Linked DNA regions of Mus musculus: region 2 is linked to region 1. A link is a loop called in an ENCODE intact Hi-C map of the cell type or tissue named here. Cell type or tissue: left cerebral cortex. All regions are shown on one strand. Each heading gives the region's core, and the rest is flanking DNA. Links, peaks and the distances in the headings are about the cores only. Region 1 holds the start of Gm34549 (a long non-coding RNA gene). Region 2 has its middle 28 kb from the start of Gm16158.

Region 1 (15,042 bases), core at 4,691-12,690:
ATGAGCTTGACATTTAGGTTTGAGGATCTTGGAGGTAGAGATGGAGGTACTGTTAGAGGATGTGAGTCCTGAGCAGCAAGTGGGCGATGTCCCAGAAGGCGGAAGCATGCCAGGAAGCAGAGAACAAAATCCTGGTGTTTTCCAGAGTCTTGTGGGTAAGAGGGAAAGAAATTCTGTGAAGGTCACTTGAGTAGGGTAGGTGTGGAACTCAAGGAAAATCAAAGGGCACTCATATCACGAACACTGATGAACAATGGTAACAGACAGCAGCAAAAGTTGGTTCATTTTTCATAAGGAAATTGAGGTCTAGGGACTTGCCAGTGGGTCTCCCAGGTAGTCAGTGGCAGATTGAGACCATGGATTGATAACACTTGCCATGCTTCATTTAGGGGGCAGATCTTTTAACAAAGCCATTTTGCTTGGACTCAATTTTACAACATCTTTGTTTTATTTTCTGTTACTGTGATAAAACACCCAACTAAAGCAAAGGTTTATTTGGTTTATTTACATTCTAGGTCACATTACATCATTACATCATTACAGAGATGCCAAGGTGGGAGAAACTTGAAGCTGCTAGTCTCATAGCTATAGTCAACCTCAGAGAGGAGCCTCAGAGAGGAGTCAACCTCAGGAGGAGTCATTGACACGTGAGTCCCTCCTCTACACTTGTACAGTCCAGGATTCCTTAAGCCAAGGGAATGGTGCCACCCACAGTGAACAAGTCTTCCCACATCATTCAAGTCAACCAAGACAATTCCTCACAGACATCCTCAGAAGCCCTTTTCAAGTGACTCTACATTGCGTTGAGCTGACATTTAAAAGAGTCATTACATATAGTTTTCTCAAGTATAGCATCTAAAAGATTATGCATTTAAAATACTATAATAAGGGCTCAAGATGTCCCTTGCCCAGAATGCATGGCCTAGGTTCAATACCTAAAACTACAAAGAGAAAAATTCCTATATTAACATACACATAGTTTTTCAATAGAAGGAGAATAAATGTGCTCTCTCTCTCTCTCTCTCTCTCTCTCTCTCTCTCTCTCTCTCTGTGTGTGTGTGTGTGTGTGTGTGTGTGTGGTCTGGAAACTAGGGGAATGGAAAAGAAAATTGTAGCCCTCACCTTCCACCTTCCAACCTTGTCACTACTAGTTTTTACGTGATGCTGTTGATTTTTTTCTGGTTCATTTTCTGATTCTTTTTTAAGACCCTTATATAGTGACCAACTGGTCAGGCTTTTCAGTTCCCTCAATCATTCCTTCTTACGTCATATACAAATCCATCAAGTAAGATGGTTCCGTTGATGAAGTACTTACTGTACAAGCATGAGGAACCAAGTCTGAATCCTTAGCGCTCTCTCTCTCTCTCTCTCTCTCTCTCTCTCTCTCTCTCTCTCTGTGTGTGTGTGTGTGTGCGTGCGCTTGTAACCCCAGTGCCGGGAGAGATGGAGATAGGAGAATCCCTGAACAATCTCTGGCCATCCACTCAAGCTGAGCTGGTGATCTCCAGGTTCAGTGAAAGACTGTAAAAAAATGGTGCAAGAAATGACCTGACATTTACCTTTGGCTTTCATAAATACATTCACATGGACCTGTACACCTGCATACTTACGTACATGCATGCATGCATGCATGCATACTTGAACACATATAAAACAATCCACTGAATAAACGGGTCACTTACTAACCTGAACCTTCTCCAATTTGGAGTGGTTAGGTTACCTTTTCTGTTGTTACTGCTGCCTGGAATAACATTATTACACTGTATTAAATATTCTTCTGAAGTTAAGGCCATTTTCTCATGAAAGTAGCACAATCAATATTTTTATTAGCCGTAATCTAGGCTGCCAAATTGCTTCACTTGAGAGCTGCATGCTGCATAAATATTATGAATGTGTAACTAGAGATGTTTGCTTTCTAATTTAGATGCTCTCTTCAGCAGAGTGTGCAGGAGATGGAAGTCAGAGGCCATCGGCTTGCCCACAGTAAGCGGGACTGCTCCTTGGAGGGTCATGACATGGTTTTGCAATGTTAACAAACCAAGGCAGGTGAAGATTGTGAATTGTGAATGGTTCTAGTGGATATCTGTGAAAACTTCACTGTCAAAGGGCAGAACCTATAAAGGCAAGAGAGAGGCTAAAGGAGAAACCAGAAACAGGGTGGGTCTAAGAGGTGTGGGTGGGCTGGACAAGGAAATCCTGACAGCCTAACACTGAAGAGAAGGCAGGAGTAGAGGGAACAGTGAAGAAAACAGGTACAGATGGGAACCCCAAATGTGAGTTAGCAGTTCTCTTATCTCCAGAGAATGCAACCCTTGAAGTATCCCCTGGACTGACTGAAGGACTCATTTATTACTCTGGTTGAGGAGTGCTCTGGATCCTCCATGAGTGGTTGAAATCTAAAGGTGTTCTCCTGGCTTCTGCCCTGTGCTTGTATGGTGGGACATGAGCCAGGCTGCTGCCAAGCTCAGGGTTGTGTCTTGAGATCCCAGGGGCACATGCATGCTGCCATTTAGAACTGAGTTAACCCTGTGTGTCCCACCCCTATGTGTGAACATTCTTGCTTTGGCTCCCAGTTATCCTTAGAGAAGTAGTGGTAGGCAAGGACCAGAAAAGACTGCACAATGGAAAAATCCCATTGGATGGGATGAAAGAGTGGGATGCACTTATTGCATGGCAGAGGCATAGGGCTGCATGTGATTCTGCTCCTTGTCCTTGACAGTTTGCCTTTATAGACCAAAGAAGACATTAATGGCTGGGAAATACTCCTAAGTCCAATGTGTCTTCTTTGTATCTCTAGGCTCTGAGACATTCAGATAAGAACTCAGGGTTCCCAAGGGAGCAGAGAGATGAACAGCCCACAGATGTACAGCCATGGCTTTCCAGAGGAGCCTTAAGACAACGAGACACTCATTAATGGAAGAAATATACGGTGGCAGACACCTTTATTTTTGTTTAGCCTTTTGACAGGATTGGAATGGAAGAGTTATGCAATAGGGGAGAGAGAGTCCTGCCTTCATTTAACTTGCTGAATTCGTGGGTGTAATTACCTATAAATGTAATTACAGGGAAGACAAATGACATTTTCAGCCATGGTCTTAAAGAGCGAGTTAATTTCTGACTTTGACCAGAACTACTTTGTTAATTAGCTCTCGCTTTCTTTCTCTTTCCCTCTCCCTCCCTGGAAGTTCCTCACCCAGGACTGAGCTGCGCATGACTGCTGCTTCCCTGCCTTTGAGTAATGAGGGGACACAGCAAGACGGCCACATCAGGGCTGCTGTATTAGTAAGGCTACTTTCCTGTCCATTTATCATCAATTAAAGGTGTGCTAGTTTGTAAAGCAACCCCACCTTCGGCCTGGCTGCCCAGAATGGCTCCTCATTTATTTTGTGTATGTGTGGTTTTGGATGGAGTTAGACCCACCTTACATCTCAGAGGTGACAGGCGGCATGAAAAAGTACACTAATTGAGACATCCCAAGGGGAAAATATAAGAAAACGGAAACGGTAATTAGAATGAAGCCATTTTAAGCTGGGTAAGGAAAATCGAATGGAGGTGTGCATTACAGGCTGCTCCAAATGGGCATGGAAGGCCCTGGAGGAGGGTGGGGAGGCAGAAATGGGTGTTAGAGTCGAACAGACCCTTTTAACCCTTCAGGAGGAGGCTAAGAACGATACATGGTCAGGGCCCAGACTCTTGAGTGGACTAGCTCCAGACAAAAGCAACACTCAGAGGGACATGGGCAAGACAGTTGTGGGGGTTTAAATGGTGCTTGGTGTCTGGGGAGGGATGTGTGCTGTTGGTTGTGAATGGGGAATGTGGTCTGGGGCTTGAGGCTTTTGTGCAATAGTGGGGAGAGAGGGAGCACGGAGAGTACCTGTGATTTCCAGCCTCAGTTTCCCATCAGGACCTGGCACAATGTTCTCACTTACACACTTACACACTCTGGAGAACACATCTCTGCATGCAGGATACTCTCCCCCACCCAGTCACACACCCTGGAGGACACATCTCTGCATGCTCCCCACCCCCCATCCAGTCCTCATGGGCCAAGAGATGTCAAGGACAGCTGTTCTCAGTCATGCTCTGTGTGTGGTCACTTTTCTGCTTACAGATGTGGATTGCGATAGTCCATTCTTCTTGTGAAATGGCATTCCTCAAGAACTGGGGACAAAGAGCATTTCATCTAATGTTTGAGTGAGTGAACCGTCATCTTGAGTGGTCAGCTCCTGCGTGAAGCTCCCAGCCATTGCCAGTCACAGGTAGAAGCTCTGAGAACTTAGGCAAGGGTGCTTTTCTTCTAGCCAATGAGGCCAAGAGCCAGGGAGATGGAGACTCAACATACCCTCCAGGTTGGAAGAGAAAAAATTTCTGTAGGCAAGCTGACGCAGGGACTGTCCTTAGGGGTCTGGAAGGGTGGGGTTGAATACCTTCAGGGACAGAGTCGTAGAAGACACTATGCAGTCACCTTTCTACGCTTCTCTTGTTTGCACCAGGAGCCCATGCTTGCTTTGTTTCTTTTCTACGCTAAGTGTGCACCCAGTTCCTGGGAGAATGCAGTTTTTATTGTCTTTATTCTTGACCATCATCTTATGTGACAGTCATGTAAACAAGAAGGGAAGGCCCATCATCTTCTTTGTCACATGCTTCTTTTAATGTCCCAAGCTCTCTTTGCTCTCCTTATTTGCATCATACTAGCAATTGACTTCACTTTCTACTCATTATTACCTGTTTCCGGGCATGTGCTTGGGCAGAGGTGAGAGATGGATAAGGCAGGCCCATAACACAGTGCGATGAGTAAGACCTATCCAAATAGAACATAGTGATGCTGCTAGGGCAGAGGGGTGGGGTCAGTCATAGGATCAGTGTGTGGGACTATAGGACATGGGTTCTTGCCTGGATTAGTGAAGATGAGCATCCTTTGGAGGAGCATTGAAGCCAAGTCCTGCAGCTTGTGTAGGTGTTCACTTGATGCCGTAGGGATGACAGCAAGGTGTGCTGAGTGGGGTGGTGGGGGAGAGGAGAGAGAGAGAGAACTAGAAGGTAAAGAAGATAAAGGAGAAGAAGTACCGGGCGTGGTGGCACACGCCTTTAATCCCAGCACTTGGGAGGCAGAGGCAGGTGGATTTCTGAGTTCGAGGATAGCCTGGTCTACAAAGTGAGTTCCCGTATAGCCAGGGCTATAGAGAGAAACCCTGTCTCAGAAAAAAAAAAAAAGAAAAGAAGGAGAAGAAGAAGATAAAGAAGAAGAAGATAAGAAGAAGATAAAGAAGTAGTAGTAGTAGTAGTAGTAGTAGTAGTAGTAGTAGTAGTAGTAGTAGAAGAAGAAGAAGAAGAAGAAGAAGAAGAAGAAGAAGAAGAAGAAGAAGAAGAAGAAGAAGAAGAATTATTATTAAAGGCCCAGAACTAAGGGAGGCCATGATGTGCAATAGAAGGATGCCTTGTACTTGTGCAGAAGGTCCTGAACCATAGAGGGAGGCAGGAAGAGACAATGAAGAAGCTACAGCTGGACCCAGCTTGAACTTGGGTGGAGAGAGAGACATGGCTGTACAGTTCTGCTTCCTGCTATAGCCAGCAAGGTCCATGGAAGCAGGAAGAGTCCACATTGGATTTTCTGCACGCTCACCCTTTCGTCATTTGCAAACATTCCCTGGGAATGGGAATCCCACATCAACCTGCTACCATTTGTTGACTGTATCTGTCTTTTCACACTCTGGTAAGGGGCTGGCATATACCCACATGCTAGATGTTGGGTGTGTGTGATCATGACAGCCTACTTGCACATTTGCATTGTATCTGTGATTCATCCCCTGACACAGTCTCTCCCTCTTAGCTCTACACAGTTGTGGCTCATGCCTCTGCTGCTTCCCTTCCCTTGCCGAAGGTTTTGAAATTGACTCCTGTGGCCATTCCCTGTAGAATGTCTGGTGACCTAGATCCATCCATTCAAGAGCACATGCTTGGCTCTTGTTGAATCCCCCCTTGGTTGCCCCTCATTATAATTATCTACTTGCTTGATTCTGCCCCCTCCCCGCCATTATCATCTTTGAGGGTACAGACACTAAAAATGCCCCATCATTGCATCGGTGTTCTGTTGCTGTAACAAATCCCCCATGCAGCCAACTTAGGCACAGAAAAACCTTATTTTATTTCACAGTTTTAGAGATCTCAGTTCATGGTTGTTTAACCCTGTTTCTCTGAGCAGGCATCACATGGCTGTGGAGTCATGAAGTCGAGCAAAAGCTGATCACTAAATGCTGGCAGAGGAAGGCGAGTCACATGCTTCAAGGGCACATGCCTTTGTGAGTCCTAAAGATGCTCTGCTAGCTTCCACTTCCACACCACCTCCCAGTGGCTAGCCTTGAACACGTCGACCTTGATGGACATGATGTGGGATTCACAAATTCCAAAGTTCATATGGGATGTGTTTAGGTGCTGACCGTCAGGATTGTTGCTTGCTGAGTGCGTCTGTATATGCACCGAGCCCAATTATGGACTGTCTTTACAAACCATATACTTCTGCTTCCCAGAGTTATGGAAGTTTGTGGCCTGAGATCAAGGTACTCTGTCTGTGGTCATGTTCTGGGGACAGTACTCTCTCTAATCTAGCTTCCCAATGGCTCCCATGCAGCTGATGAACTCTTTGGGGTCTCTTGCATAAGGGCACTAGCCCCGTATGTGATGGACCTCATTACCATACTGCAGTGTTCTCTGAAGCACCACCTTCTAATACTATGGTGTTGACATTTGAGTTTTGGGAGACATAGAACATTTATTTATCCCACTGTAGATTTTGTATACTCTCCCTTCCCCCCCCAAAATTAAGAGAAAGGTAGTTTCCTAACTGAGTCTTGGTAGAAGCAAAATAGGTCCAAATGGGATGGCATGACCCCAGTATGAATGTGGCAGAAACTTTGGTGGGGATGTTGATAAAATTGAACCCCCCCAAGTCCTGGGTCTTCACTTTAAGCACCTTTCCTGGAAGACACTCCTTTTGAGGACTATGGTTCACTAAGGCTGCTGCCTGGTGCTCCAAAGACGTACCATGGCCAACACTTGGAGTCATTTTGGGGCTTTCTGAATCTTACTACAGATCTTAGACCAGTGCTTCTCAACCTTCCTAATTAGCATTAGCTGTGACCCATTAATACAGTTTCTCATGTTGTGCTGACCCTTAACCATAAAGTTATTTTCATTGCTACTTTTTAACTTTAATTTTGCCACTGTTATGAGTTGTGGTGTTAATATTTTGGGGGACAGAGGTTTGTTGAAGGAGTCGTGACTCAATAAGAACCACTGTAGCACTAGACTAAACACACTCATGTACCATGGAGCTTCGGCTGGATGCCAGGTGCTAAACAACACAACTTCCTGTGAGTACCTGTGTGTCCCTCTTGTTCCCACAGGCTTCCCGGTGACACTGTCCTCTTCTGCATTGCCTTTGCCACCCCCTTTCAGTTATCCTGTTGTTGGTTCTGAGCTTGAATGAAGTCTGACTTTTCTGACTTGGTGTGGGAGACCTGTGGTTCCTTTGTCTGCAGTGCTGGACCACTGGTACCTCGCTTGGACCTAGGAGGTTCTGCAGCTCATCCACCATGCACAGGACATTTACAAGTGTTCCTGTCTGGCTATGCCTGTTCACTGGTCCTCATGTGTGGTCTGAAGAGCTTGCTCTTAGGGCTTTGCTAAGGTCTTGAGAGATAGCTTTGTATAGTTTCAGACACTGCACCCTGCCAGGAAGGACATCTCTCCCCCGGCAAGCAAGACAGACATACGGAAGCTTTTGGTACCCTGCAGACATCAGGCCGCTGCCCCTCCTGCACGTCATCATTATTTTCTCTGGTTGCCACAGGCATGCTGTTCTTCCATCCTCCCCTACATTCTTCAAGTGGGCTACACATTTCTGGACTGTGGTTGCCAATTAGCAGAGTTTACCATTCACAACCACAGCAGCAGCAGACGGCATGACTCATCTCACTGATAATGAAGAAATGGCTTCCAAGGCGGCATATCTGAGTGGAAATGGGTAATTTTATAAAGCCATGAAGGTCTTGAAGGGTCAAAACTCAAAGCAAGCATCACTTGAACAGTGTGAAACTGAATTAGCGAATTACAGTGTGTGTGTGTGTGTGTGTGTATATGTGTGTGTGTGTATGTGTATATATATATATATATATGTGTGTGTGTGTGTGTGTGTGTGCGTGTGTGTGTGTTTTAAAAGTTTTTCCCTCCCTGACACCACACACACACACACACACACACACACACACACACACACACACACACACAACCAGGCAGAGCTCCATCAAACAGGCTTCTCTTTGAATTTAAAATTACTTTCAGTGGACAGGGAGGTTTCTGAATCACAGATGAAAATGGGAACTTCAAAGACTTTTTCCTTTTGTAAAGGAAAAGAAGCTCTTCCTGCCAAGCTATCTAAGGTGGGGGACATATATAGATTTGAAAGTAAAATTTCAAGAGGGCAAATAGAACAGGAAACACCAAGGTCCTCCGTGTGGGTGAGCCCAAATATTGTTCTGAGGATGTGGATGTGACTGTAGAAGGAGCCTGGCAAGAAGATAGATCACGTAGTCTTAAAATCACACACGGGACCACGAGATCACTCCTTTTTGAGCAGAGACACCCACAGGCAAATTTCCTACTAACTGTCAATTATGGAAGGAATGGTGGGTACCTGAAAACTGAAAACTCCGAGCAAGCCTCATAGCAGGTTCTTTGAAGGAGCATTGATAAAAAGTTACTCTGACTTTTGAAAATTACAGTGTTCTGAGATAATGCACATCTGTCCATAAGCACATAGCCGTAGTCTGAAGAAAGGGTCTATTCACAGACAGAGGGTATATGTTACTTAGTAAAGGGCACTCTCAGTTTGTGCTGTTGAGACTGCTCCTTCAGTATTGCCTTCTCACATATTCCTATGTGTTTTTCCTTTGTGTCACTCATTCCTTTGCACTCTGGGATTTAATGAATGGAAGTCGCTAAAATACAATAACTGATATCAGCTCACAAAGAGCTCACTGTGCTTCATCTTGCTCTCACACTGTCTTGTAGGGTAGAGAGATGTTGGCCCTCACATCAAATAATGATCTAGTTAACTAAGAAAAAAACCTCAACTGACATCAGAGCTAAGACTGGGACAAAGTGAGGCTGTCTGTTCCCATCACTCCCATTTGTATAGTGAGAAGCCATTAATAAACACAGAAGGAGCTTCTGCAGGATGCTACCTGTGCCACAGGCCTGGCATCGTGGGATGATTTCACATCCCTCCACCCCACAGTGCTGTGGTATCTAAATGGGTTTCAGTGATTTATAGAGAAGAAGGCAACAGCTCAGAGGGCCTATGGCTTCATCCAGAATCTCTCAGGACGCAACTGTTAGAGCAGGCATTTGCCACTGAATTAGCGACTTCTGTAGCTATGACGAAAAGATCCAACAGAAACTACCCAGGAAGTTCTGATCCCAGTTCTGAATGACCCAGAAGTTATTCTGATCACAGTTCCACAGGTTCTGCCCATGGTAACTGGGTTCCACACCCTGGGGCAGAACTGAACATTCATCCAAGTGTAGGGCATTTCTTCTTCATCTTGTGAGAGGAGGAGGTAGAAGAGTGAGACGGGAGGCACAGTTTAGACAGAATTTTCCATGACACATTCCTAGTGATCTGCTTCCCCAACAGGACCTCATGTCTACAGCTTCTACAGCCTTCCAAATTAGCACCATCAGTTGGACAACAAGAATTCAACAGCCCATGGGAAACATGTCAGAGTCAAACCGTGACAGCCACAATAGCAGCCTACAGCAAAGGAGAAATGCTGTTCCCAGATGTCCTGCTGCATCCTTGAAATTCAGACTTTAGGAAGGGCCGAGACCTCAGCAGTGTCTGTGATAGGGTGAGGAGGACTCAGCTCCAAGGACTCAGCTCCAAGTGCTGTGAGCTCTTCTTGGCTTTGTTTTACCTCTCGGTTGTAGACTAGAATGTTAGTATATATTTAAGCTTTACATGAACACTGAGATCCCATATGACAATATGTGTGTGTGTGTGTGTGTGTGTGTGTGTGTATGTATTTCCATTTAGTGCAAAGGAAATTCCAAATGGGACACTAAAAACCAGCTATAGCCCTCTGATTTTAATTTTCTTTAAATTTCTTTATTTCTACCATAGTTTTCTCTATAATAATATCAATAGAAATTGCCTGCTTTCTTCTCATGAAGATATGCTGCTCATTAAGTTAAGTAGAAGAGTACATAAGTCCAGTGAAGTTTCATTGTCAGTGATTGAGTGTCATGTTTAAGAAAATAAATTAACTTCAATGAGACTTTGGCATAAGGCTGAGAACAGAAGATGTCATCAAAGATATTGAGATATATGGCAGGGCTGGGTTTGTTCCCTTGGATAGGAAGGATGCTGTTCTGAAAGCCAGGGATCTCACAGGATGCCTTCCCAGCCACACTCCAGAGTCAAGCTTTTTTTTTTCCCTATCCATCAGGTGGCTCCTTCTTCCATTTACAGATGGCTAAAGCAGAAAGCTGGCAGAGAAGGAAAGAGAGAGAAGAGGAAATGGGGAGGGTGGATGGTCCTTACCAACACTGCCTCCATTTCCATCCTTGCAAGCTACCTCTGTGTAGTCACACGGCACTGGGTCAGGAACGAGGAGGAATATCTTACCCAGAGTTCACTGCTGGCATTCACTATGAATGCATGTGGTTCTAGCCAGCCAGAGTGCCTCACAGCAAGAGAATGGGAGTCTATTCTCATGTACCTAGAGACTCTGCAGCTCCAAGTGCATTCTAGGAGTTAACATTTCCGAGTTTTTCTTTAAATTAATTGACTACTTTCTTGTCATTTTGTTATCCATTCATGTTAGCAAATACCCATGTACATCTGTCCAGTGCTTTAGAATGTTTCAAGAAAAAGTGTCAGGTCTTAACATTTGTTAACATTTTGGAGGCAGCAGGGAAACTCAGGGAGAAGGCTGTCCATAGTATGAGTGTGTGCCTGTGTCTGTGTCTGTGCCTGTGCCTGTGCCTCTGTGCCTGTGCGCCTGTGCGCCTGTGCCTGTGCCTGTGCCTGTGCGCCTGTGCCTGTGCCTGTGTGCCTGTGCCTGTGTGCCTGTGTGCCTGTGCCTGTCCCTGTGCCTGTGTGCCTGTGTGCCTGTGCCTGTGCCTGTGTCTGTGTCTGTGCCTGTGCGCCTGTGCCTGTGCCTGTGCCTGTGTGCCTGTGTGCCTGTGCCTGTGTGCCTGTGCGCCTGTGCCTGTGCCTGTCCCTGTGCCTGTGTGTGTTTGTTCCCTTTACTTCTAATTTCTGGCTTTATTGTTGTTGTTACTAAGCGATAAACTATGATAATCTAGCATGATGATAATTACAAGATAGTTATGAGAAGTACAGAGGCCACCCTATTACCAAGAGGAGGTCGTCCTCCAGCTCGTTTGGAAGCAATTTTTTAATTACGGCAATCTCTAGAGAAGATTGAACTGCTGTTTGCCACTGTGAGTCGGTCTATTATGTTGGGAAATATTTTAGTGTTTTGGAATAAAGTACTTTAAAGAATGAGGTGATTATTCTCCATTTTTCTTTGCAAGTGGAAATGCTTGGGTGAACACAGATACATAAGAGGTGAATTTAGTTTTTTTTTTTTTTTAACCAAACATCAAAAATAATACTGTGGTTTTACTAGGAAATTGGGGGGAGTGATAATTTTCAGACCACACTTTTTTGAGAAGATTAGCTACCTTTTTCTGAACTAGTCCTGTTTTGATAAACTTCCTAGAGGAGGGCTCCTCTTTTTCCAAGAGGGCATTGGGGTGAGGGTCACCTCACATATCTTTGATAAGTTAGAAATGAGCCTCGGGGTGTGAGGGAAACCAAATTGTACAGTATTACCCACAGGCATTAATATAGGGCAGTATTTCCAACTGGATTTTTGATATCAAAGCTTACCTTGACTATCTTACCTCTCTTATCATTCAAGATCAATTCTGCCTCCTGATGAGCTCACAGTCCTGTGGTATTCACCGAAAGCACCACCATCAAGTACTGACGACTAGATATTTTCTTTTGAGGATCTAATGTGCCTCAATAAAGGCTGTGTGTGCACCATGCTTTATTCTCATAATTATACAACATATATATGGAAAAGGAAGCCCAGAGGCCTCACGATAACTGCCCAGGGTAACAGTCAGAGTCAGACACAAATTAAGGCCTTTCTAGTTCTGGATCAGTTGATTTTTCTGGTTGCTGTGATAAAAAATTCTGAAAACAGCAACTTCAGGAAGGTTGGGGTGTTTTAGAGACACAGTTTACCATTATAAGAAAGTCAGGGAGGTGAGTCCTTGGCACAGTCCAGCACACCGTGTGCACAGTCAGGAAGGAGAGAGTGATGGACGCTAGTTTGCATTCTCCCTTTCACTTCTTCCAGGATCTCAGACATGGCTGTGTCCATTTTTCGGGCATATCTTTTCACCTTAGTGAACCTAATCAAGATAACCCCTCCCAGGAGTGTGGAGCTCTGTCTGCTAGGCAACTCTAGGTCCTGTCAATAGCAACCATCACAGGTTCCAAATTACTTCTTTTCATTAGGATGTTTCATTACCAACTACAAAGAGTTTTTCTCTTTCCTTTAAGAAAAAGGGGATTGCTAAGTCACTTTGTTAATATTTGCATTTGTCAAAAAATTGAAATGTAAAGAGTAGCTGCTCTTCTAATTGATGTCCGCTTTAGTGGCAGGACAAGGTAGAAGCCCAGGTCCCTTTATTCTTACTAGCTAAAAGGGACTCTCAGCCTTTATAGAACTTCAAGGTCCAAAGATGAGATTCTTTGCTTAGACTTGGAGGCCCCATTGCTGGTCCTTGGGTGCTGTTCATGAGTGTACCTGCCTCCCTCCTGCTATTTCCTGTCTTTGCGAATGCTCCAGAAGTCATTCTCCTGGAAGATTAGGTGGCTGTGCACCCCTCAGGCACTTTTCCTGCTTGCTCATGCACTGGATCACAAACATAAATCCCTCTGGCTCTTACCGACCTACCTCTGTTTTGTTGGCTCTTAGAGATCTGTTTTTGTTTTCTTGTATATCTGAAAATAAACAAGAGGCAGAAGAGAATAACTGACTCTGTTCTAATGGTCATTAGGCCTTTGATAATGAGTGAGCACGGCTGATTTTACTTTATCTATTCTTGTCTTCCCTCCTCTTCAGTGATATTCTCAGATATCACATCTCAGCTGTTCTATCATCTCATGTACAATCAGTTTTGTGATTGATTAAATTAAGAAACTATTGTGATGGGAAACCAGATAAAGGCACACACGCACAAACCTATACAAAGAGAGATGGTGGGGGGGGGGAGGGAAAGGATGGGTTGTATAAAGAAAATAGGCTGAGTAAGCCATAGGGAGCAAGACAGTAAACGGCATCCTCCATGGCTTCCTCATCAGCTCTAGAACCCAGGTTCCTGCACTGACTTCCTTTAATGAGAGACCGGTCAGGTGGGTGAACCAAGTAAACTCTTTCTTCCCCATGTTGGCTCAGCCTGTTTTGTTTTTTATTTTCCACAGCAACAGAGAAACTTGGCTTTAAGGAATTCAACAAAACTTGCCCAATTTGCAATTGCAGACTTGTATGGTGCCAACCTCGTTCTGCCAGACACTGCCAAACATGACCATGAATCTTGCCTCTCTCTGAAAGGACTCATCTTTATAGAAGATTTTCTTGGTAGTCTAGTGACAACAAACTTAGGAACTGTTCAAGGAGAGTTGCTCTTTTGTGGTCTCTTACAGGGTTTTTTTCTCTTGTTACTACAGGCACGGTGTTCTTCCTGGGAAGAAATGCACACAAACATTGTTGAAAGCTTTTTACAGCTCCTTAAATATTACTTAACTTAAGCTGAACATCTAAAGAACATGATATTATGTCTAACTTTTATATATCTGGGAAATTATCTACATAATATACACACATATACGTTTATATTTGGGAATACACACACACACACACATATATATACTTATATATATATACACACACATATATATGTATGTATATACTTATATACATACACACACACACATAATATGTATTATTACTTATATGCATGTTTTCAGGTATGACTATTTGGCACTGAACAAGTTGATGCTCTCTTCCTTGAGGAAGTCCACCTAATCTGCTCCCGCTTTCCTTAATTGTCTATAGCTCTTTGTGTAGGGTTGAAGTCTAGTGACTGCTCCCACCCAGTCGTCTACTTTGACATGTTCATTGGTATCATCCTTATTCAGGTTATATTTGGGCAGTTATTTCAGTGAGATTATAAATGATGTAGTAAATGGTGTAGCTTCTGATGTTACTAGGAGGTCCAATCCAACAGCAAAGTCCTCGATCCTCTGACTCTTACAATCTTTCTGACCCCTCTTCCACCTTGTTCCTCAAGCTCACATGTAGGGGTGTTTCATAGATGTATCCATTGGGACCCCACTGGACCCCATAACTCTGTGTATTGATTGTTTTTTTCTATAGTGGTCTCTGTTGCAAAGAGAAATGTCCTTGATGACAAGTGAAGACTATACCTATCTGTGGGTATAAAGGCAAATATTTATAGGTTTTTGCTAAGGATTATGCTGATTTAAAAATTAATGCTTGTAGAGTCTTCTCCAATAACCATTACTTCACTAGCACCAAGGACTTAGCTAGGATTCCAGTACTGGGCACAGTTTCCCTATTGTTGAGCTGGTTTTAAGTCCAACGATAGGGAAGTTTTAGAGAGCAGTTGGTTACTGCCAAGGTATGCATATCACCATTGCACCTTTAGGGTTGGTTGTTGATGGGTTCAGAGGTGTCACAGCGGGGTAGGACTGTTGCTTGCCTCCCTCCTTTAGAAGCTTGCATGATGCCTTCTGGTACCATGAAAGCTTGTCATCAGGGAAGAGACATTCATATCAGTTTCAGCTCATGGGCCCTGTTAAGTGCACAGTATTTCAGTAATAGGGACTTAGCTTTCACCTGTGGTGGTGGTGGTACAACCAAGAGTAACAGCAATAGA
Region 2 (15,042 bases), core at 3,860-11,859, 110 kb before region 1:
TAGATGGCGCTGCTGCACTTCCCTGCGGACTCTGCACATCGATTCTAATAAGGTTTTCCTGGATCCCACCGGAGTCCTAGTTAAAAAAAAAAAAAAAACCAAAACGACGCGCCACTGTGAGTTGAGGCCTATTTCACTAAGATACCCAGGAAATGATATAAAGTCACGAGGCTTTGGCTGGGGGCAACTGTGGGATTGTAGCAGGAAAGCCATGTAGAATGTTACAGATCTCCCTGTCCACAGTACTAGCTTCAGCCGGGTGGAGGAGCAGTTAGAGAAGCGGAGATAGGCTATTTTCTTTTACAGGGAGCTTTCTGATCTGATCGAATGCCTCCTCTTTTTGTGCCAGCTTTGATGAAGTTGATATTGGCCAGGGACCCCCTAGAAGGCCTCTAGAGAAAAAAAGTCCTATTTGGGCTTGGGCATGGGAGTGTGTGGGGGAAGTGGGGTGATAGGGTCAGGCTGGAACTGGGCTTAGATTAGTTTGTGCCAGAGCACAGTGTGGATGCAGAGACTGAGCGTGGGGCTGTAGGGGGCTGCTGGGTGACTCAGTGACAAACCCATGATAGTAATAAGCATAAAGACACCCACCCAAACTACCTCATGGAATCCAGCCTCTCTGCAGCTAGGAGGACGAGAACACAGTGTCCGGTTCACAGATGGGAAACACTGGACGCTCAGGCCTGAACCACAGGGAGGGAGGGAGGGCAGGGCTCAGGCTTCTTCTTTTTTTTTTTTCTCAGACCTCCCTCCCTCCCTCCCTCCCTCCCTCCCTCCCTCCCTCCCTCCCTCCCTCCCTCCCTCCTTTTCCTTTCCTTTCTTTCTTTCTTTCTTTCTTTCTTTCTTTCTTTCTTTCTTTCTTTCTTTCTTTCTTTCCTCTTTCTTTCTTTCTTTCTTTCTTTCTTTCTTTCTTTCTTTCTTTCTTTCTTTCTTTCTTTCTTCCTTCCTTCCTTCCTTCCTTCCTTCCTTCTCTCTCTCTCTCTCTCTCTCTCTCTCTTTCTTTCTTTCTTTCTTTCTTCCTTTCTTCTTTTCTTTCCTATTTTCTTTATTTACATTTCAAATGTTATTCCCTTTCCTAGTTTCCCCTCCGAAAATCCCCTATCCCCCTCCTGCCTCCCCCTGCTCCACAACCCACCCACTCCTGCTTCCTGGCCCTGGCATTCCCCTATACTGGGGCATAGAACCTTCACAGGACCAAGGGCCTCTCCTCCCATTGATGACCGACTAGGCCATCCTTTGCAACAAGAGCTTGCTGACAGGAGCCTGATAAAGCTGTCTCCTGAGAGAGAGGCTCTGCTAGTGCCTGAGAAAATACAGAAGTGGATGCTCACAGCCATCCATTGGATGGAGCACAGGGTCCCCAATGAAGGAGCTAGAGAAAGGACCCAAGGAGCTGAAGGGGTTTGCAGTCCCATAGAAGGGGTAGGGTTTCAAACAGGCCTGATTCTATGTCTTCTCCCTTAAAGCCACTGCCCTCAAGGATCAAGTAGTAGAGGCTGCAGGAAGCCCTGGTGTCCCTGTGGAGGAGGCTTCTCCTGCTGGAGGGCTTGTCGGGATTCATCTCCACTCATTGCCATCTGGGCCACAAAGGAGCCACAAGGCCCCAGGACATGCTGTGCATCTGGAAGCTCCATCTAGGGCCCCATGGGCTCTGCGGGCCCTGTGGGTTCCTGGGAGGCCCGGGGGTGGGGGTGGGGGTGGGGGAAGGATACCAGCTCACAGAAGCAAACACTGAGATTAAAAGAAGGGGTTCAGCCCCTCTACCATGCTCCCACCATCCCCAGCTCCCTGAGAGACCTGGCTGGCCGCCATGTCTTTAGGATAGGCTGATCCTCTGAGGAGAACTTCCCATATTACCAGGAGCCGCAGGGAGGTGGGGAGGGGGCAAAAGAAGACCCCTGTATCAGGCAGTGGCTAATCAGAGGAGAGATGAGGAGGGAGGAGGGAGGGCGGTGAGACACGGGTGCCAGCCACACAGTAGTCTCTTCTCTGTGAGTTTCACCAGTTTGGGCTTTCACTCTTGACATCCACTTGGCTCTTGCTATGCCCTGTCCCGCCCTGACTCAACACTTCCACACTACCACCAACACGATTGTCAGGACCATCCTTGTACTCGGCTCCCCCACTTCCCACCCTGGCTTTACCACATCCCCCAAGTGCAGGACTTGTCTATGTCTCTGGGTCTGCTCCTCATCAGCTCCCACTGTCCTCTCTTGTAGCAGGAACAGAGGGGCCACCTCTATGTAAAATCCGGGGGGCGGGGCGCACAGCCGCAAAAGCATCTCCTGCAGGAGGACCTAATGGAGGACTGCCTGAGAGACCAAGGATTGCGGATGCAGACAATGCCAGCCAATCAGGAACTGCTGTTTAGAAGAGATGCTTTCTTGGGACCAATGGGGACCAATGGGGCACGGGTGGAGGGTATTAAAGGAGCTGGAAGCAGTTTGCTGCTGCACTGTTTCTCACCTGCTTCTGAAGTCTGTATCATGACCTCACCTCCAACCCCCAAGGGCAGGTAGGGTCAGGGCAGTAGACCAGGGCACAGGCAGCACTTCCTTACAGTCCCTTACTGTCCTTTCTTTTCCTTCACAGCTTTGAAGCCTGAGTCCTCATTGTTTTTTCAACATGATATTTTTATTGACTAGTTGGGAATTCCAACACAGTTCACCCCCATCCCACCCCATCCCACTCCTCCCAGGCCCCCTCCCCCCAAAAAGAAGAAAAAAAAACCCACGTCTAATTTGTGTTGCCCATGTTCTCACTGGAGCATGGTCATATTCCCAGTGGTCAGCCCTTAAAGAAAACTGAATGCCCCTGTCTCCCTATAAAATCCCACGGAGCCCGATTTGCAGCACATTTGCTCTTGGGTGTGTGGGATTCACCTGCTGGTCTGTTGAGAAGCTGGATCGAGGCTGATGCCTTGGTCTGCTTTCTTCATCTCTTCTGGTTTACAAGCTCCAGACTGTGCTGGAGCTTCTAGGCCCTAGTGTGGGGTGGAGACATTTGGAATGAGTGATGAACTTCCCCTGGGTTCTAAGCTGGTACCCATATCCTACTTGATCTCAACTTGATGCAAGTTTACCCTCCAGTGGAAAGTTCTCTGCCTCTGTCCAAAGGTTAGATTGGAAATGAACCTAAAGACATTGGAATTCGTTTAAAATTTGCAAGAGTTTCCAAGATGTAGGTGCTACACAGAGCTCCCAACACCCTTCATCCAGATCAGAGGCCCACCTGTCTCTGCCTCTGAAGCGCTGGGATTACAGACCGGGAAGGCACCACACATCTGACTGCAGTCTTTCATAGTCACGTGTCACAGGGCAGGGCTTGTCATGAACACTTTCACCCTCTGTTTTGCTTTAATTTGGTCTATTGATGTATGCCCTGTAGAGCATCCCCTCCCCCCACTGCTCCCTCTCCCCCAAGCTCTCTCTCCCCGACTTCCCTCTCCCCAAAGCACAGGAGAGCTATGACATCTCCTTGCTCCCTTGGTCTGCAAGAACCAACATGAAAACATTCCCTTTTCCTTTGTGACGTTGATTTGTTTGCACATAGGATTCTTCTCCCCCACGCCTCTCCAGAACTAGAATGTTCTTTATTTTAAATTAAACTTTAAAAGGGGGAGTGGCTGGCGAGAAGACTTTGTGGGGTAAGTTTTAGCTTTAGCACTTTCCGGGTCTGGTGTCTTGAGTTCTATCCCATGAATCCACAGTGGAAGGAAAGAACTGACTCCTGAAGGTTGTCCCCTGACCTCTGCATCGTGACTTAGAGCCCTTATGGCCATCACACACATGAACGCATGCGCACACACACAATATGCATATACATACACATGAACATATGTACATGCATACATATGCACACACACACACACACACACACAGAGGTACGTGCATGTATGTATGCACATTCACATACACACCCATATGCACACACACATACTCTACTTTACAATAAAATCAATTCAAAATTAATGTTCTTTTATTTTGAACTTGTCTGGCACGTCTTCACCACCCTACTGGAACCTACTGGAAAAGACCTGACTCCCCTGGGGTGAGGCACGCCTAAGAAGCAAACTTAAAGACAATGACTTCTAACTTTCCCTGCTGCTGTGGGGACTATAGAGGCAGCAACATCAGGAGGTGGCTCTTTTTTCAAAGAGTGCTCTGGAAAATGCTTTTCTCTTCAGCCATGGTGGAAAACCTTAATGAGCCTGCTGGCTTCAGGCACCAGAGAAGCAGGAGGGTTCCCACGCTGCTCAGACCCCGTTTCCTGTCCCCACTGCCAGGGCCACACTATAAAGTCTTCCCCTAAAAGCAGCTGGGCTGCAAACAATATACCCTTTACCTCCTTCATGGCTCAGTTGCATGGCTGTAAACACTACACAGTGTGCTCTGCCAGGGCTGGGCTTCAAGGGAACAGTTGCAAGGTTCCCTTGGGCCACCTCTCTTCAATTGGTCTGCTAAACGCCATTGTCGTCAAAGAAGCCACTACTGGCCAATAACTGGGTGTCACCCGGGAGAGTTTGTGGACAGTAGACTGTGCATGATCTCTGGGATGGATAGAATAGTCACACCTTACTGGTACACTTTCTGTGTGGTCCTTGCTGGTTCCTGGAAAAAACAAAACAAAACAAAACAAAACAAACAAACAAACAAACAAAAAAAAAACCGGCTCATTTGTTTTTGATGCATTGCAGTGCCCAGCAGGAAGGCAGCCCAGCAGTAGATGGAGAACCTACAATTACATTACGGATAGGGTTCAAATCTGGCTCTATCGGGTTAGTTTGGGTCCTTTACCTGGTCCAAGACTTTTCTGTGATCCAGGAGAGGAGGACAGTGTGTGCAACTTCTAAGTCAGTGTGAGCATAGTGTCCCTACCTCCCTGGGCTGCCATCACTGACAGGGGCTGGCATACCAGGAGGCAGAGGGCTGGGTGTGCCTTTGTGGTCTAAGCCTACATGGGTACCATATGAGCTCAGGCCAGCAACCCTGTCCCCTATGGCCAAGGGCACAGGTTTGGCATTTTGAGCACTTGGGGTTTGTTTTAACCAGCTATGGTAGGATAGGCAGATGTAGACACATGACTGTGATTTTTCTATAAATAGCTGTTCTGGACATGAGGGGAGGAGGTGGCCAGGTCATTATCTATGGTGTCTGCAGAAAGAGAAGGCAAGGGGGGGGGGCAAGAAGACTTTGGGGGTCCGTTTGGGTGATAGCCAGGGGTTCTGAGGTGCTGGGCTGTCCCACATCTGACATCTGGTACTAGAGTGATTACTGCAGGTGAATAGTGAGCTGCCCAGGGGGATATGGGTATGGGGTGTACATCGGTTAGTTTACTTTGGGGGCAAGTTGTTGACTCTGTAAGGATTACTTGGTCCCGGAAGGGAAAGGCCTCAATGTCAAAGCACCAATAGTGGTAATACATGGTGGACGTAGTGTAGACACTTCCCATGCCTAGACAGGAGGAGGGCTTAACTACAGAATCTGTTGGCAAGGCTACTCTGGCTCCTTAGGGTTTTCTAGAGTACGTGTCACATGACCAATGTGGCCACAGAGCTGCTGGACTCTTCATCAGCACTCAGCCTTCCAATGTGAGGCCTGTCACCGATTTTCTCTATACCCATCCCTTGCACCATGGTTATCAAGGGTGAACCCTGGGAGATGCTTTGGCTGTGGATGCTGGGGCAGTAAGCTGACTTGGCATGGCATGATGTCTCTCTGGAGTCAGGGGGTTTTTCTCTGAAGGCCACATAGAAGGGGTTTGGAGGAACATTGTGTGAAGTGTTGGGCGAGATGTGTGTGCGTAGTTCAGCTGGCGTAGTGGTCGCTTGGATGGGATCACCCCAGGTCACTTGCCAGCAGGGACAGGAGAGTCATAGACCCTGCAATGTGTGTGTGTGTGTGTGTGTGTGTGTGTGTGTGTGTGTATGTATACACCTAGTGAATGTGCTGTAGTCTACCCATTTTCTTTCTTTTGCCTCCTTCTTTCTTTATTCTTTTTAGATTTATTTATTTATTTTATGCATATGAGTACACTGTAGCTGTACAGATGGTTGTGAGCCATCATGTGGTTGTTGGGAATTGAGCTCAGGACCTCTGCTTGCTCTGGCCCAAAGATTTATTTATTTATTTTCATTTTTTTATTAGATATTTTATTCATTTACATTTCAAATGCTATCCTGAAAGTCCCCTATACCCTCCCCCCGCCCTGCTCCTCAAACCCTCCCCCCAACTCCTACTTCCTGGCCCTGGCATTCCCCTGTACTGGGGCATATAATCTTCGAAAGACCAAGGGCCTCTCCTCCCATTGATGACCAACTAGGCCATCCTCTGCTACATATGCAACTAGAGACACAAGCTGGGGGGGGGGGCGAGTACTGGTTAGTTCATATTGTTGTTCCTCCTATAGGGTTGCAGATCCCTATACCTCCTTGGGTACTTTATCTAGCTCCTTCATTGGGGGTCCCGATTTACTTCTTGTTATATATAAGTACACTGTAGCTGTCTTTAGACACCACAGAAGAGGGTGTCAGATCTCATTACAGATAGTTGTGAGCCACCATGTGGTTGCTGGGATTTGAACTCAGCACCTTCGGAAGAGCAGTCCGTGCTCTTAACCACTGAGCCATCTCTCCAGTTCTCTTTTGCCTCTTTCTTGTCTCCCCTCCTTCACCTGCTATGAGGCAGTTGGTGTGTTTTAGGGTCTGGAGACAGATAGCAAGCTGGCAAAGCCCAAGTAGCTGCCTGTGTGGAGTTCATAATTACTTTTGTTGTCCTCAGCATGTTTATAATTATGGACACTCTTTTATGTCAAGGAACTGCCTTGTACATTGCAACATGCCTCATAGCATCTCTTGTCTTTACCTACTAGATGCTGTAGTGCCCCCCTCTAGCTTGTGTGTGTGCTTGTGTGTGTGTGTGCGCTGTGTACGCACTTGTGCACTTGTGTATCTGCTGGCACATGCACTTGTACAGATACTTGGAGTCCAGAGGAGGACACCAAATGTTCTGATCTTTTGGTCTCTGCTTTATTCCTTTGAAGCATGGTCTCTCACCAATCTGGAGCCAGACTGCCACCTAGCAAGTGCCAGTGATCCTCCTGTCCCCACCCCCAACAGTGCTGTGGTTACAGGTGTGCATGCCCCTGGCTGGCTTTTCACTTGGGTGCTGATATTTGATTGACTTCAGGTCCTCACGCTTACACAATCAACACTGTGGCTTACTGAGCGGTCTCTCTAGACCCCTTTCCTCCAGTCTGGAAAAAAATGTCTCCAGATGCTGCAGGATGTCCCCTGAGCCTAACTGGTGTCCTGCTGAAAGCCATCAGTCAGTGAAGGAGGCCCACAGATGAGCACATGGCCACAGTGCAACTGGCATAGATGGTCCCGGTGTCTACACAGGATCTGCTCAGAGGTCTTAGGCAGAGGGCAGAATGGGTGTTGGCACGTTCCTGTTGTGGGGAAGTAATTGATCAAATGAAACTCCAGCCAGGAGATAATCACCTTCATATCACAGGGATTTATTGTGGATAACCAAACTTGAACGGCACTGTCCTGTAAAACTTAGCAGAGGTATCTGCGAATAAGGAAGGAAGAAAGAAAGGAAGGAAGGAAGAAAGGAAGGAAGGAAGGAAGGAAGGAAGAAAGAAAGAGAGAGAGAAAGAAAGAAAGAAAGAAAGAAAGAAAGAAAGAAAGAAAGAAAGAAAGGAGGAATGGAAAAAACCCCACAGTGGTTCTCTTTCCAATTTTTCTTCAGCTTGGAACAATTGCGAAGCAGAATGAAATGGTCTGGTGGCAATGGCCTGATGTTTATCTCCTTTGTGAGTGGACATGTTTGCTCAGTGTTTCTCTAAGCCCTCAGAAGGGAGGAAGGTCAGCTGAGGTGGTGAAGTGCACACCATCCCTGCACCTGGGAGGCTAGGCAAGAGGGCCAGGAATTCAAGTTCATGTTCAGCAGCATAGCCTGTTTGAGGCTAGCCCAGGCTACATGGGACCTTGTCTCAAAGTGAAAGAAGAGAGTGCAAGTGACTTTTGCCCAGTGCTTGGCTGTTTTTGACACTTGGTGAAGACCCGCTGTGACATCAGGGCACAGTCTCACTTAGGAACCCATCACAGGAGACACTGTCAACACCTCCGCTTGCCCCTCCCCCTGTCCAGCTGAGATCCTTTCTCTTGGCTCAGCTCCAAGGTGCTGATGGGCGGATCGATGAGGCTTTGCTGCTTGGTCTCATCTGGGGATTCTGACAGGCGGCTCTGAGTTTAGTGCATGGCTGCACGCGAGCTCACGCCGTGGTCAGTGCATGCTTGCTTCAAGTGCTACAAGCTGTGGCTAGAGGGAATTTTATCTGTTCATGTGACCATTGGGAAAAAAAATGCCAGGCCTGTTTCAAGTTCCTCAGTTACCTGGGGAGTAATTACAAGTGTTGAAAAACCCAGAACCTTAAAATGGAAACTTCATGTCTCCAAACACATGCTTCGGCCATCCTGATAATTGAAATTACGAGTCTGGAAACCGGGCCAGTGAGACTGCTTTTGTAAAAAGCATATCGTTTAAAAGGAAAAACCGTTCCAGGTACACAAGCTGGCAGTGGTGACAGCCATGGGCGGGGTTCACGGTGAGAAGTAGTGGATCGGCGTGGTTTCCATTTCTGAAAGCATTTCCACAACTCAGACTCCGAGCCTTGCGATCATCCTTGTAACTTTCTTTTTAAAATCGTGTGTGTGTGTGTGTGTGTGTGTGTGTGTGTGTGTGAGAGTCACGGTGTATGTAGTGTGTAGATAGTGGCCAGAAGAACCTTGTCAGAGTCAGTCCTACTCTTTCCTTTCACCTTATGGGTCCCTGGAGATTGAACTTTGGTAGTGGCGCTTGGTGGCAAGTGGCCTAACCGACTGAGGCATCTCACCATGCCTTATGGTCAACAAATCTCTGAGCTCTCTAAGTGTTTTTTTTTGTCAGAAATGGGAGGATCCCCTCCTTTCTGTCCGCATTACCCTGGTCTAGCCTACCATGTGACTTTCCTAAACTTCGCCAAGGTGGCCTCCCATCTCCTGTTTGCTCATCCATCTTCCTTCCTTCCTTCCTTCCTTCCTTCCTTCCTTCCTTCCTTCCTTCGTCCTTCCTTCCTTCCTTCCTCCCTTCCTCCCTCCTTCCCTCCCTCCCTCCCTCCCTCCCCCTTCCCTTCCTCCCCCTCCCTCCCTCCTTCCCTTCCCCCTCCCTCCCTCCCCACCCCTCTCTTTCTAAAGATTTATTTTACTATGTGTAAGTAAACTGTAGCTGTCTTCAGACACCCCAGAAGTGGGCATCAGAACTCATTATGGATGCTCATCTGTCTTTCAACTCTTTCAACCACAGTATCTCATTTTGTTACTTCTTATTGCTACATTATAACTTAGGCTAACACACACTAGCTGGAAATGATGGTTTGCTGTGCCACAGAGCTTATGAGTATCCAGGAGTTTGGAGAGCATCTTTACTGCATGGTTCTGGTTCAGGATATCTGATGAGGCTTTAGTCCAGGATGTCTGCTAGTGATGTAGTCATCTGAAAGCTTGACTGGGCCTAGAGAATCTCCTTCCAGGTTGGTGTACCCACATGGCTGTGGGGAAATGCCTCTATCCTTCTTGAGTTGTAGTAGGAGACCTCAGATCTTCACACAGCATCTTTCCATGTTGACATGTTCCCAAGATGGGGCAGCTGGCCTCTCCAGATAGTTAGAGAGGGGGCAGGGCAAGGCCTCTGAAGAACCGGCTTTCACTACCAGACTCCATATTGTCTCTTCATTCAGCTTCTTAGAAGCCAGGTGTTGGGAAAGAGTCATCAGGTTCTGCAAGAGGCAGTGTTGAAGCCATTGTGGGCATATTGAAAAGCAATTCCTGCTGTAAATGCTGCTGTCTGTACATTCAGGGAATGTAGTCTGAAGGTTCCCCTGTTGGTTCACCCTAGCGTAGACAGACAAACTGCCAACGTAAGTCACCCCATCCTGTTGTATCTCTGCTAGGTCCTTACAGTGACTTCCCTGTGCCTAAGGCACACAGTCCCCCCAGCCTTTGAGATACCTGGTTATTTGGGCCAAACTTTCTCCTACTCCCCAGAGCACAGCCTTGTCTTCTGGATTGGCCAGGTGACTCACCCTGTTGGAACCGCTGTCCCCTCGTCTTTTGGCTTTCATTTATTCCCAGTGTCTTCCGTTCTCTTATCTGTCTCTTGTTCTTGCTTTTAATCACAAATCTCTGTCGCCTTCACTTGCTCAATCATTTAACACTCAGGGTCAGACATGCGGCCGCTCACAGGACTCAGGGAGCATCCACTCTGGGCTCTCCAGATTTTTCTACCACTTCACAAACATTTGGAGGAACAATCACACTGATATCCCCTAGATATGTATACGCCTGATCTCTGCTAAGCTCCTTCTCTGGCACTGTGCTGGGTAAAGGTCAGCTTTTTCCTTGGTTATCCAAGTCCCCTGACTGTGGGCCTCATACTGTCCTGGTCTTCCCTCTTCAGTACCACACCCTGTGCTGACATAGGCCTTTGTGACTTGCTTGGGTTTCCCTTGGAAATCTTGCAGCCACAGGGGTCTGAGCCCTCTAGAGACCAAAGACATCTTCAGGATCAATGAACCTTATAGCTGCTGAGGAAAGGCTCCCCAGTTGAGCTTACTGGGGTCACAGAGTATGAAGGTTACAGATAGATCCTGCATCCAAGGCACTAATTAGCTCTCTAATGAACTTGACCTGGACAATGAGGTCCTGTCCTGACTCCTCGAAGGCTGACCAAGCCGGCCAGGATTGCTGTTCTAAATACACAGCTGGGCAGGGGAATGCGCTCAGAGGGATTCTGCTGCCTTGTACGTTTTTAAAATAGTTTCAGAATTAGGGAGAGAAGTCCTTTTTCCACTTCTATCCAAGAATCCTCATTTTCAAGGGGTTCCACGCCATTCTTGCCTAACACAGGCAGTAAGTACCATGGTGTGATGTGGGTTGTCCAGTGGTAAGGGTCCCTCAGAGGCTACAGGGGACTGGATGCCAAGTGGATGTTTGAGCCTCTTTTATAAGCTGTAGAATTTGTATATAACTCACCTACATGGATGTTGTTTGCTTTAAACCATCTCTAGGTGATACATACTACGTAACGGATATATACGTAATGGATATAAATGCCCTGTCAATGGTCGTTATACTGTGTGTCGTTCAGGGAACAATATCAAGAAATGAAATTCAGTATATGTTGAGTCCGTGGGGGGCAGCACTCCCCCTACTCCGAATGGTTTCGGTCTGTGGCTGGCTGAAACTTTGGATTCAGAACCTGTGGATCTGGAGGGTCAATGGGGATAAGGACATGGGCCACTTTCAAATGAGTAAGTAGTAAGGACGTCTGAGATGCTTCGTGCTTTGCTAAATGCAACTCCAAACTGTGCTCCGCAATGCCCCCTTGCACTCTGAGATGTTAGAACTTGGGGGACAGGGTGATCCTATTGTTCTTGGGGTCACAACTGGCTTGCGCAGAGCACACCAGCAGTCTCCTTGGTTTATGGTATTCTGTGATTGGGAGAGCTGACATTGGTTGTTAATTTATTGGATTGGGCTCAACTGAGAGACACCAGTCTAGTTAGGGCTGTGAGTTATTTCCTGGAAATAATGACTGGCAGGGAAGCCCTTCTTCCCCAGAGTGGGCAGAGCCTTCTGTCAGTGACCCAGACAAAAGAGGTCCAAGGGAGAAACAAGGCCACCCTTCCCCATCTCCTTTGCTCTCTGGTGGTGAGTGCATCACCTTCACTGACTGCTTCTTTGGCCTTCCAATGGGGATTGGAGCTTTCCTGGAATCTTCCAGGAAGCTTCCACTCTCTGTTCTTGATTGCAGGCACACCATGACCGGTCTCCCCAGCCTTCTCTGTCATTACTTCCTTTCCTTATGATGGACTGTATCCTGAGCCACAATAAACCCTTCCTTTCTAAGTGGCTTTTGTTAAATATTTGTCACAACAATAGTGATCACTAGTGCCACCTAATATTGATTCCTGTCTTCCTATTCTAACGCATGGGTGCAGTGCACTCCTTGGTCCTCTTGTCATTTTTTGGTGTCAACTGATTAACTCAGGCCAATGACCATGCATGGACCATGTCATCTGTGCGTGGCACACATTCCATTGTCAGTATGAAACCCTCTAGAGCCTGACCATGATGCTGGCTGTTCAGCACCACCTAAGATAACATGGTTAGAACCCAGAACCCTGAGGGGAGACTCCTAGATGGTGTGTGAAGGATGTGTATTGAGGACAAAGGGTCTCACTAAGTTGCCTTATCAAGGGAGGCCTCAAACTTCTGGTCCCCCTGCCTCATCCTCTCGAGAAGTGAGGTTACAGCTCTGTGCTCTCAGGCTTAGCATGTGTTGTGATTTTTTTTAAGTCACAGACTCTTGGAATGGTTTGCTACTGCAGCACAACCTGGCATATCCTGATAGGTGGTGATGTCATTTCCAGCAACTGAGGACTTAGCGTACCTGCGCTTCCACGGAGCCGATGGCTTCCCTTTGTCTGTCTTATTATCTCACATTCTTTTGAGGGACTTTCCGAAGTCAGCTCACTGGGAAGGTGGAATTTGTTTCAAGCTTTTGGAGAAGGAAGCAGAAGTCATTATCCGATAGCTCAGAATGGTCTTGGCTCATTAGATAAATCCTTCCTGGTTTGAAAATGGACGTTCCAGCTCCATTTGCCACATTCTGTCGAGAGGCTTGGCTAATATTAGCAATAACCACACCTTGCAGAGCACTGCTGTGTATCTGGCTCTGAGTAAGTCTTATCTCTTCCTATGATAACAATACTGTATTCTTTTTTTATTTTATATTTTCACATGATAAGACAGAATGACAAACAGTTAAAGTGGTTTTCACAGACTCACTTTGCTGCCAGAACCAAGATCTGAATCCAGCTCTGGGTGCAGCTTCCATGTTTTTCTTTTAACTGTACCTAGTGAGTCTGCTTTGCAGATCTGTAGAGGAGAGATGAAGAAAGGGCACTCTTATTCTGTAGAGGAGAGATGAGGAAAGGGGACTCTTATTCTGTAGAGGAGAGATGAGGAAAGGGGACTCTTATTCTGTAGAGGAGAGATGAAGAAAGGGGACTCTTATTCCGAGTGTAACCCTTGGGGACAGTAGCCTGCTGATGCTCTTAGTTTTGTTGCTGTCTTAGGGTTTCTATTGATGTAAAGAGACACCATGACCTTGGCAATTCTTATAAAAGAAAACATTTATTTGGGGCTGGCTTACAGGTTCAGAGCTTTAGTCCATTATCATCATGGTGGGAAGCATGGCAGCCTGCAGGCAGACATGGTGCTGGAGAAGGAGCTGAGAGTTCTACATCTTGATCCACAGGGAGCAGAAGGAGACTGTGTGCCACACTGGGCATAGCTTGAGCATATAAGACCTCAAGGCCCACATCAACAGTGATACACTTCCTCCCACAAGTCCGTGTCTACTCCAGAAAAGGCCACACCTTCTAATATGCCACTCCCTATGGGCCAAGCATTCAAACACATGAGTCTCTGGGGGCCATACCTGTTCAACCACCACAGTTGCGTTCTACATTTTCACTCATTTAGTAACTTCATTCACCACTTATTCATTCATAATGAATTAACTTGAATATATGTGGTATTGCTGAAAATCTTTTAGTTATTGGGTTTTATTTTGGGAGGTGGGGCTTGGGTTTCGATGTGAGCTGTCCTGATTCATTCCTTCAATACCTATGGTACCTTTGGGATTTCTCTTTTCCTGTACACACCCCTCCACTCCCCACACCCCACATATGTTCATACACACACAAACCACACACACACACACACACACACACACACACACACGCGCGCGCGCGTGTGTGTGTGTGTGTATATATATATAATATATATTAAAGAATATGCTTCTTTAAATAGATATACATATATGTGTATGTACATATGTATATATGTATATCTATTTAAAGAAGCATATTCATAGTAAGGAGGTGACTCTTGGTTTAGTGAGGGTGCTGTGTTTCAAAGGAGATAGATTGAGGGGTGTTCATCTTCTTTTTCTTTCTAAACATCTTATACCCTTACATTCTATTAAATCTGCAGCTTGAAGGCCAATGTCATTAGAATTAGCTTTCTGTTTCTGAAGGTAACCGTAACAAGAGCTTTGACATTCCACCCTCATCCCTTGCAGAGGCTGAATTGGCTTCTGTCCCCCTGGCTCCTCAAGTCCCTGCCACTCCCACCCAGGATCTTTCCCCACAACTCTCACCAAGAAGGTGAATGCCCCTGTCCTGAAGACACAGTGAGATAGAATCCCAGCTCTTTTGGGGGCACGACTAGATGTCTCCACAGTTGGGCCTGTCACTTGCTTGTAATAGCTTGGGCTGGGTGGCAGAACTATTGAGCAGGAAAAGTGGAAAAGGACTCTCTGATTCTACGCTGCTGAGATGTCTAGGGTAATTTGAGGAGAAACGGCTTTACAGCTCTGGGGAATTAAAAAAAAATGTAATTCTCGTGTATGAAAACCACCAACCATACTTGCCATGTTCGCTTCTTGTTTTTAGAGCCCCGATGGGCCAAGTCACATATCTGGGTCAGAGGGTCTATTGATTACCTGTCAGGCCTGAAGGTGTGGGTGATCAATAACACTAACGTACAGGGAAGGTGGCTTTGAATGCAGAAATCCTGGCGCGTTGACCATGGTTTCTTCTGGTCTGCAAGTGTTTTGAGAGATAGCAGGGCTCGATAAACTGAAGCCACAGACACCCTAAATCCCAACAGTGCTCCTGAGCACCAAGACTGTGCAAAGGCTCTCTTCCAATGGTAAAAAGGGAGGCTCTGCTTGCCATCTCAGCTCTTAAACAGCCACGGGCCAAGCAGGGAGGCAGGGAGAAGATGCGGCAAGGGCACTGCAACAGGAGGATTCTGAGGGCTGTGAGACAGAGGGTTGTGACAAGATCCTGGAGACCGTGGCCTTGACCTCATTATCGTTTAAGGTCAGAGCATGCAGAAACACCTTCAACGTGCTTATGGCTGGT

The links. A loop is a pair of places that touch in the nucleus more often than their neighbours do. Peaks named below come from ENCODE experiments on the same cell type or tissue, not always from the same donor. Only the 100,000 strongest peaks of a DNase experiment are listed, where the experiment ranks them.
Region 2: a loop joins it to region 1, with 4 times the contacts of the local background. A loop is called at or near these places in 26 of 42 quality-filtered maps.

Annotation. Positions count from the first base shown.
Region 1 is chr7:68,487,552-68,502,593 of GRCm38, forward strand. It overlaps Gm34549 (a long non-coding RNA gene), which reads left to right and starts at 520. Exons shown (of 3, transcript XR_391569.2): 1 at 520-647; 2 at 1,925-1,983; 3 at 3,186-3,346. In left cerebral cortex, for the core only: no CTCF peak of the experiment used is centred there; DNase peaks (open chromatin) are centred at 5,749 and 7,903.
Region 2 is chr7:68,374,196-68,389,237 of GRCm38, forward strand. No RefSeq gene overlaps it. Among named protein-coding and RNA genes, the nearest start is that of Gm16158, 28 kb to the left of the region's middle. In left cerebral cortex, for the core only: no CTCF peak of the experiment used is centred there; no DNase peak of the experiment used is centred there.